2 separate regions of the Mus musculus genome follow, and region 1 is linked to region 2. A link is a contact called in ENCODE Hi-C or POLR2A ChIA-PET data. All regions are on one chromosome and are shown on one strand. Each heading gives the region's core, a stretch centred on a gene start or an enhancer-like site at or near the end of the contact. The rest is flanking DNA. Distances are from core to core; before and after follow the strand shown. Region 1 overlaps Ebf1 (early B cell factor 1). Region 2 overlaps Ebf1 (early B cell factor 1).

Evidence for each region. Hi-C counts contacts between places; a loop is a spot of excess contacts on that map. ChIA-PET counts read pairs that join two places held with the same protein, here RNA polymerase II (POLR2A).
Region 1: a loop to region 2 is called in a map of heart, with 2.0 times the contacts of the local background. The contact joins two enhancer-like sites. A Hi-C loop is called at or near these places in 1 of 37 maps with a recorded cell type or tissue (heart). POLR2A ChIA-PET finds 5 or more read pairs at or near these places in 1 of 5 experiments (embryonic stem cell).

Annotation. Positions count from the first base shown.
Region 1 is chr11:44,664,064-44,668,463 of GRCm38, reverse strand. All of the region lies in intron 6 of Ebf1 (early B cell factor 1), which reads right to left. Among named protein-coding and RNA genes, the nearest start is that of Ebf1, 48 kb to the right of the region's middle. Within about 2 kb of position 3,016, at least 3 of the 3 ENCODE cell types and tissues checked have a DNase peak (open chromatin) inside an H3K27ac peak, as active enhancers do; they include heart, where a contact is called at or near this core.
Region 2 is chr11:44,737,859-44,742,221 of GRCm38, reverse strand. All of the region lies in intron 6 of Ebf1 (early B cell factor 1), which reads right to left. Among named protein-coding and RNA genes, the nearest start is that of Ebf1, 120 kb to the right of the region's middle. Within about 2 kb of position 1,797, at least 2 of the 3 ENCODE cell types and tissues checked have a DNase peak (open chromatin) inside an H3K27ac peak, as active enhancers do; they include heart, where a contact is called at or near this core.

The DNA.
Region 1 (4,400 bases), core at 1,767-4,266, 75 kb after region 2:
TTCAGGATCCAAAAAGCACTGTTCTAAAGAACTCCCACCAAAAACATCTGGAAGGCTCTCTGGGTGAGGGGCAGGGCCATTCTGTTCTGCAAGAGCAGGGCACTTCTGTTCAGCAAGAACATCTGGGGAATGCTGCAGCAAGAGGCATGTAAGCACTCACTACACCCCTTCTAAATGAAATCCAGGTAAAAATCCCACCTCTTCACAAGGAGTAAAATGGAGCTGATGTATGCGGCTTTCCAACTTCTTCATTTTCCCATACCTTCCCCTTGCAGACTTTCCACATTGATTTGGCCCCTGTCCTCATTCACAACTCACTCTACTAGATCACGTCTATCGATGTGTTCAGCGCTACTTAAAACTTCCTAAGACTGGCCTCAGAACAGAAAAGAAAACGAAATATCCTGACTTAACATTAAACATGCTCTGTCATCCATTAGCATGACAAAGTCTATTTTATTTAGACATTGCCATTAATAATGAAGTGATGTATGATTTCCTCTCCTGCCGCTCTTCCTTCCTTGCACAATCAATTATACATTTAAGAAAATACTTAGTGGATAGAAGACCTCTAATTAAGCGGCACTTGAGGGAGCCTGTGAGATCCTCAAAACTGACAAAAAAAATATCTTTCAGATGCACAGGGAGATATCGCTCAGAGGAGGGCAAAAGCCAATCAAGGTGTTTATGTTGTGATCAGAAAAACATACCTCTGCGTCCTGGCAAATAAGCGGAAACACCAAGTCTTTAGCCCAATAAAGACTCCAGAGTGAATGAAACATTGAGCGAATTGTGGATGCTTTCTTCCCTTGACTCCAGCCAAAATGCCAGAACAAAGCTGAAATCAGATATTAGAAACTCAAGCCCCAAAATGCCATCCCTTAGACAAAACAACCTTCTCTGTCAAAAAAAAAAAAAAAAAAGCAAGAAAGCCAAAAAGAAAGAAGGAAAGAGACAAAGAAGGAAGGAAGGAAGGAAGGAAGGAAGGAAGGAAGGAAGGAAGGAAGGAAGGAAGAGAGAAAGAAAGGGGGAGGGAGGGAGGGAAGGAAGGAAGAAAGGGAGAGGGGGAGGGAGGGAGGGAGGGAGGGAGGGAGGGAGGGAGGGAGGGAGGAAGGGAGGAAGGGAGGAAGGGAGGAAGGAAGGAAGGAAGGAAGGAAGGAAGGAAGGAAGGAAGGAAGGAAGGAAGAGAAAAAGAGAAAAGGGAAATCAGAAAGAAAAGAAGATTTAAGGTAGTTGGTTCTGGAGAACTCTGGAAATTGTCCAAAGTTAAGAATTGAACAGAAATAGCTAGCAGAAGATTTCCCAGAAGGCAAAATGAGGCTGGTTTTTCTCACTCAAACCACTAAATATTGCATCCTGTTGTTAGGAGGGAGGCTTATCTGGGGTAATCGCCAATATGATTTGACATCCTGGCTGTCCTGAAAAACTTTCTCCCATACAGCCCAGCAGATTTCCCCAGTTTGCCATGTCCTGATGCGTTCTCTTTCTCTCCCTCTAGAGGCAGAATGTGAAGCAATAAATAAGGCTTAATATCTAGGCATTAAAAATAAAGCCAGGGGTGAAGGCGCTGTGACAGGAACAGAAAACAGGCCTGGGAAGAAAGCCCATACTTTGTCAAGAAAGCGGATGCAGGAGAAAAGGGAGAGGTGGTGGGGGTTACATAAAAATATTCTCTCACCCTTCAGAGTCTGCAAGCTCCCTTCCACCCTGCTCCTATCTTCTCTCTCTCTTCCAATCTCTTCTCTCTCTTTCCCTCCCTCTCTCCTTCCCTCCCTCTCTCCCTTCCTCTCATCCCTCCCTTCCACTCCTCTCTCTTGCTCTCTCCATTGCTCTGACTCTACAAATCTCTGTGGATTTGTATCTGTCTCTCTTTTCTCCTTTAGGTCTCCCCCATCCCATCCCACCCCTCCCTCCATCTATTCCTCCATGCCCCTCTCTCTGTCCCTTCCCCTGTCTCTTGCCTGGGATTTGGATAGGAACTGATCCCTCAACAAAAGGAACCAACGAGTCTCTAGAAGTAGCCCTGCACATGGTGTGGACACATTGTGACCCTGTCAGTAGAGGCAGCAAATGTCCCCTGACAGTGTGGCCCTCAGATGCCCTCTCTTTTCCCTCTCTTCTCTTGGCCTAATGAGCCTCAATTACAGCCAAAGGCGTCTGGACAGTGCCAGGCTAAGAGAGGCCTCTCACAAGGAGCCAGGGGCATCATTTTAACAGGTGTGTGTGTGTGTGTGTGTGTGTGTGTGTGTGTGTGTGTTCACTTCTAACTAGTGACATCTTCCGGCTGTTGGGTTTGGCCCTGGGTTAGGGGTCAGGATCCCTTCTTCCTTGCTGGGGCCCAGAAACCTTGCAAGGAAAGTCAGCAGGTCCCACAGGTCCCGAGAGGGCACAGGGGCCAGGGCTGGCTTGTCTGTGCCCTTTTTAATACCACATTCTAGCAAAAAGAAAATTCTGAGCTCTGACTTTAGAGCCTTTGACACATAATTGGTAGCCAATTTTCCTAAGTGGTGAGTCAATTTTCTGCTTGTGAAATGTAACTTTACCCTGGTGAACACCGGGCCCCAGGGTTTTCAATGTGGCTTAACAGCAATTATATGAATGTTAGGAAGGGGGGGAAGTGTTAAAGTCTCTGCATTTGCATTTGTACGTGTTTTTACCTCTTAAAGGCATAGGAGATATCTCCTAACCAACTCACCCACGGAAAAACCCACCCAGAGACAGGCTCAGGATATCCTGGGAAAGAAAACCACACTACAAAGGGTACCTTTTTTTTTTTCCTGCAAATATTCCAACCAGTAGTGAGATGTAATTGGTTGGGGGTGGCATTTAGGAGGTCAGTCATAGCATGGGTTCCTAGCTCCCCTCCAGCTGTTTTCTTTGCGTGCGCCCTAACCTCTATTACTCTGCCCATCCCCACCTCTAAACAAATACCCGGTGGCGCTGGGCCCCTCCCCTTTGCAGGCTAGTCCCCCACCCCCAGGCTGCTCGGCTCAGCTCCACATTTGCTGTGCGACTCCGCTTTCACTGGCGACAAACTGGAGCCGGGGCCTTTCCGTTCAGGAGGAACTCGCTACGTGTCGCTAACAACAGCACAAACACCGACTGCCCGGCTCTGGGCTCCGCTGCCCACAGCGCACTCGGCACCAAAGAGCCTCAACTGTAAGAAGTAATTCATGAGGTCCCACAAAGCCACTACTGAGAGTCATGGAGCAGGGGGGTGAGAAAAGGGGTGTTCCTGCTCCTGGGGCCTCCATCCCTGCAGATCTGAGCTGCAGTAGTTACATTCACAGCCCAACACAAGCAGTTTGTCCATGTTCGGTTTATCTCATGTTTTGTTTTGTTTTGTTTTGTTTCCTCTATGGAGACAAACCATCTCTATCTTCCATTAATCGTGCTTTTACATTTCCATCCAATTTATTAATAGGATGCTCTCACAGATATAGTTTACATATTTGTTGATTACGTGGACTTAGTTTTTACGTTCATTTAGTTTTGGACACTTTCACACATGTATCTAACAGAGTCTGCTCACAGAAGTCCCTCTGCTCTGGCTAACCCACCCACCATTCTCTTCTTCGAAATAAATCCCCATTCAACTTACATGTCTTTTTGTTTTGTAACCCACCATGTATAACTTTGCCCACCCTCAACCTTAGTCCTAAAATGCACTCTTTGGCTTTATCCAAAATACAAAAGTCATGCCACAATCATGTATTTCCACAGATGTGAACGACACCTACCCACACTGGCTCAAGCTATACTTGCCCATAAAAAGACAGAGCACTGCTGTGAACTTTTTTGGGAAACTTGCTACATTTGTTTCAAAAGACACATGTATTGTAACAAAATAAAAATACTGGGGAGAGACTGACTTTAGAAGCATATATGAGGAATAGGTTTTTTTTGTTTTGTTTTGTTTTGTTTTGTTTTTTTTAAGAACTAGGCTAGGAAACAGAGTAAAGTAACAAGAGTAAATTATATTTAGAGGTCACTAAACGGGAAGAAATACATAAGAAAAACTTTCCCCAAAATAAGAGAGACAGCATGCCAATACAGGCATTTCAGCACGTGTCCTAATTTTGGAGAGGAGGATAAATAAAAGAGTTAAATGTAGAAAAGAAACCGACTGTGGGACTCCTAATTCTGAAAGATAGAGAAAAACAGCCAATGTGCAAACACACCTGTGAAACTTGGTAACAGAGCCTGTGTTAAAGGCAGGATTGCCCCATCAAATGAGTCTCCCAGAGACTCAGTCTGCAGCTCCTGGGTTCAGTGTTTAGTAAAGGGCTTCCCTAAATCCCAGCCACAATGAGATGTCCTTGTAAACACCTTTATACTTCTCCCTAACTCTCCAGTGGATTTCTGCAAGCTCCTACCTCTGTCAACTATGCCTGGCTGGA
Region 2 (4,363 bases), core at 548-3,047:
CTCTACTGGCTCATCCACTGGGGCACAGGGAACCACCTAATAGCCAAAGCCCCAAAGGAAAATGACTTTCTCTCAATTTCTTCTTCCGTATCTTTATCAGGCTCTTTTCCTATAGACAATTTAATGTTTATAAGCACTAAAGAATGTGCATTTGGAAGCCAGAAGAAGTAAGCTGGAAGTGGATTTTGCCACACACATAAATTCTGTCACTGAGATGAAGAAGCAATCTGTGTTGTGCTCCTGCAGCTCTGAGACAAATCCTAATACAGGCCTCTTTTCCCATGGTGAACACTGCTAGAAGCACTAAAGAATGCAGGCTTATAAAATAGTGAGTAGGGCCAGAGAGATGGCTTGACTTAGAAGTACTTTGTCACCAAGCTGGGGGACCTGAGTTTGATCCCTGAAAGTCACATGGTGGAAGAAGAGAACTGACTCCTGAAAATTGTCTTCTGACCTGAACACATGTCACGGTACACACACATGTGCACACACACATAAACACACAGATAAACACATAGAATCAAAACACACTTTCATATTAGAAGAACCTAAAATGCCCAGTGTCGAGACCAGAGGGAACAAATCCACTGAGTCTATAGTTAAAGTTACAAGCCAACAGCGTCTGGGGCCCTGTCCTTTTTGCCTTGTGGAGGAGAGTGAAGTGTAGACAGAAGCTACTGGGAGGGGAAATGGGTGATTCCAGCTCCAAAATCAAGCAAAACTGCCAACCTTGTCAATCCAGATGGTCAGACAAAGGGAAGAGACCAGCCTCGCACCCGTCTACAGTCCAGCCATGGGTTAACTGGCATCTCTAATACTTTTCACCTAGTCTGACTTGACAGATGCCTAACCTTAGCTACTGAGCGAAGACAGGCTGATGGGCCTTGGCCGTACAGAGAGAAAATTTTTGATGCTTCTCACTTATGACATGATTGATTTTCTTTCAGCAGCCCTTCACTTTGGGAAGTGGCGAGGGCTGGCTCACTGCGCCCCGGTGCGCCCTGACCCCCGACATGCGGCCGCTGTGAGGCTGGAAACCGATGACGGCAGAAACCTAAAAAATCAATAGGCCCTGTCAGTCAGGGGCGAGTCGGACGTCTTTTAAAAACCCAATCACGACATGCATTCGCTGCGTGGTGTGGATCCACTGCACACTTGAGAACACAATGAATTCCCCGTTCCTGACTTTTTATTTATTTGTTGCTGCTTCCCACTTCCCTCTCTGAGACAAGAAACCCTTCCCCTTTAAGTCAGCCAGGGAAAGGGGCAAGTGAGTCGGAAGGTTGGATTTTTGTGATTTTATTTAAAAAAAAAAAAAACCGGAAAAATTCCCTGGAAACTATTTGAATAGCATGGAATAAATAGAGCTTGTCACCACTGCCAACATAAACAATGACATCATTTTTTTTCTTTTTTTACATTATCTGGAAAGAATTTGGATAGGACTTTTAAGTCTAAAAACCCACGAGGTCAAAACTGCTTAATAGCTTAATAAAGTTGATCAAGGAAATACTATTGTTTAATTTTTTCTTTTAGGATTTCTTTAAGGTGAAAGAATTAAAGAGAGGCATGCATGCACACACACACACATGTGCACACATGCACACATTCTCACCTACAGAGTCTGGTGTTCTCTGCCGGGGAACAGTAGGGACTATGAATGGCTCAGTTACAGAGCCAGGTCAGAGGAATTTTCTCCAGCCAGTGTGGAAGGAAAATAAAATCCTCATCCTTTCTCTGGGAGGCAGACAATGCAAAGGGTGGCATTTAGCTCCTCCGTGATCTGAGCCAAGGGTTGGGGGCAGGGAGGGGGATGTGGAGTAAATACCAACTGTGACAACCACAAAGATAAGAAAAAGACCAGCTTGGCCAGAAGGCTGCTGTGTACAGAAAGAAGCCAGTTCCACACTGGCACACACGGGAGGAAAGGGAAGACCCTGGAGGCTGGAGAAGAGCTGAGGATGCTATAAGGACCGGTTATTATCATAAGAACTATAGGAAAACATGTGTCAGAAATTCTGATATGCTCTTCAGAGAAATGTATAGGTATTTGTGCATCTTAAAAATCCATGCTAGGCAACATCCCTACATTAAAAATAAAACAAATAGAGAAAAAAAAAATCTCTATCTGGATTTCCAAACTAAGCCCAATTAAAGGGTTTTTTGTTTTTTTGTTTGTTTGTTTGTTTGTTTTGGTTTTTTTTTTTTTTTTTTTTTTTTTTAGTGGCTGGAAGCCTGACAAGCTACAGTTCCCCCCTGTTTCAGTGGGTGTGTGTGTTTTAATGTAATATTAATGAGCCAGGATGGAGGGTCATAAAAAGTGATAGGTTTTTGCGATGGTAAATTATAAATCGGTATTGATTTTTCCCGGCACTAATGCAGCCGGCTTATTGTAAGACACCACAGGCAAAGTGCACTTTATCAGATTAGACTGGGGCCAGTATCAAATATACATGAGAATAAGGATGCATTTGTGAGTTAGACTAGACTTTTCTTCCCTAACAATGCATAAAATTTTTAAGGAAAAAAAAAAATGACCAAGGAACCCAGTGAGTTCACCATTTTTTTCCCAAAGCAAAAACTTCCAGAATCATTGCTCTTGGGACAATTTGTTCCAAAATGAATAGATGGTGGTAATAACACCAATTAAATTATAAATGGTTTTGGTTAAAGGCAGTTCTAAGTTTCTTGCATTCATTTGTAGCTCAGGTGGGTGCCCAAAAGAAAGGGGTAGGTGTGCTTTGGGCTCACAGCCCCCACTCCTCAGATGGCATTGCTCTCCCAATGCCCGCATTGGGGCGGGGGACGGGGGAGGGGGAGAAAGTGAGGTGTTTCTGGAAGCCTAAAGATCACACACACACACACACACACACACACACACACACACGTATCAGAGTCTTGGGAGCCTCTTCGGTGGAGATATTTAGCTACAGAGTAAAGAGACCAAGTCATCAAGAGAGAGAGAGAGAGAGAGAGAGAGGTTAGTCTGTCTCCTCTCAAACCTGGACAGGTCAGCTTCTACATCAGTAAAGTCCTCTTATAGTTTGCCTTTTGTTCTTTGGCACACTCTCTCCTTCAGCTTTGGGGCGGCCGGGGGCTGGGGCTGGGGAGCGGGCAACATGCTAACAGAGCTGTTTCCAAACACTTTCCGACTTCTCCCTACAAGCGGCTGGCACGATCTCTATCAAAATCTGCCACTTTCCTCCAGGCCTGTGCAGGGACTGTGCCTGCACACGTGACAGGCTGCCTTACCCAGCTCCGAGGCCCTACGCTCAGCCAAGACTCTTCTATGTCTCCAGAGTGCAGACAGGAATTGGAAACCAGCACATTTGCCCCCACCGCACCCCCCAAAATAGTGTTTTTTAAGAAGTTGGGAAGAACATGTGTTTATTGACAGTTCATTAACAAACATCAAGCCCCCTGCAAGCTGTTTACCAAGGGATGTGGTGAAGTGAAGAAGTGTGAATATAAATAACTAACAAAGGGAGAATGGGAAGCATCACAGGGCAGTTCTACCTCTAATACATTCTGAGTCTACTTTTCTATAGAATATTTGTTTAAAGGAGAAATACAGTATTTCTAAAGGGCTATCCATGGCATATGAGTCAGTTCAAACAATAGGTGTTGGAGTGCTAGCTAGATGCTAGCATCTAGAATATTGAGACAAAACTCTACAAAAAGTGGTGGTGTTGTTGCTTCTTGCTTTTCTTCTCTATGCCTACATCCATAAACTAAAACAAAATTTGCATAAAAGGAAAAATAAGCTGGTGAGTCCCATCATAATAAGGTGAAGGTTAGAACATCCTTGCTTATTCTGCAAGTATGACGGGTGTTCAAAACCAGAGCGAAAGTTCACAACAACCAGGCCCCAGTCTTGAGGAGCATAAAATCTAAGTTAGGGGCAAACCAAATCAGCAAAGAACATGTCAGATTCAATAAGGTGTTTCTCATTTGTTACGTCAATACTCGAAGTGGGCCATACAGAATGAGGGTAGCTAACTATTTCCAAATGTTTGAAACAAAATTTACCCTATAATATCCTTGCAACAAAATGACTCCAGGAATTACAGAAATGAGGGAAAACGTTTTCAGACAAGAACAAATCAGGTAAAAACCTAATAAAGCCAAAGGAAATTACAAAAATTAAAGATTGTTTCCATGGGAGTTTAATCTTTTCACTAAGAAGTGATCTTTATTGTATGTCAAACCAATACCCTCTTTCTTAGGTAAAATAAAAGCATACATGTTTACCTATTCTCATTTACATTTATTAGGGATGCCAACATCCTCATCTGCATTTTTCATAAAATTGTGCAGTGGTTCTTTCTGCTTTAGGGGTAAAGCTAATAAACAAACACATAAA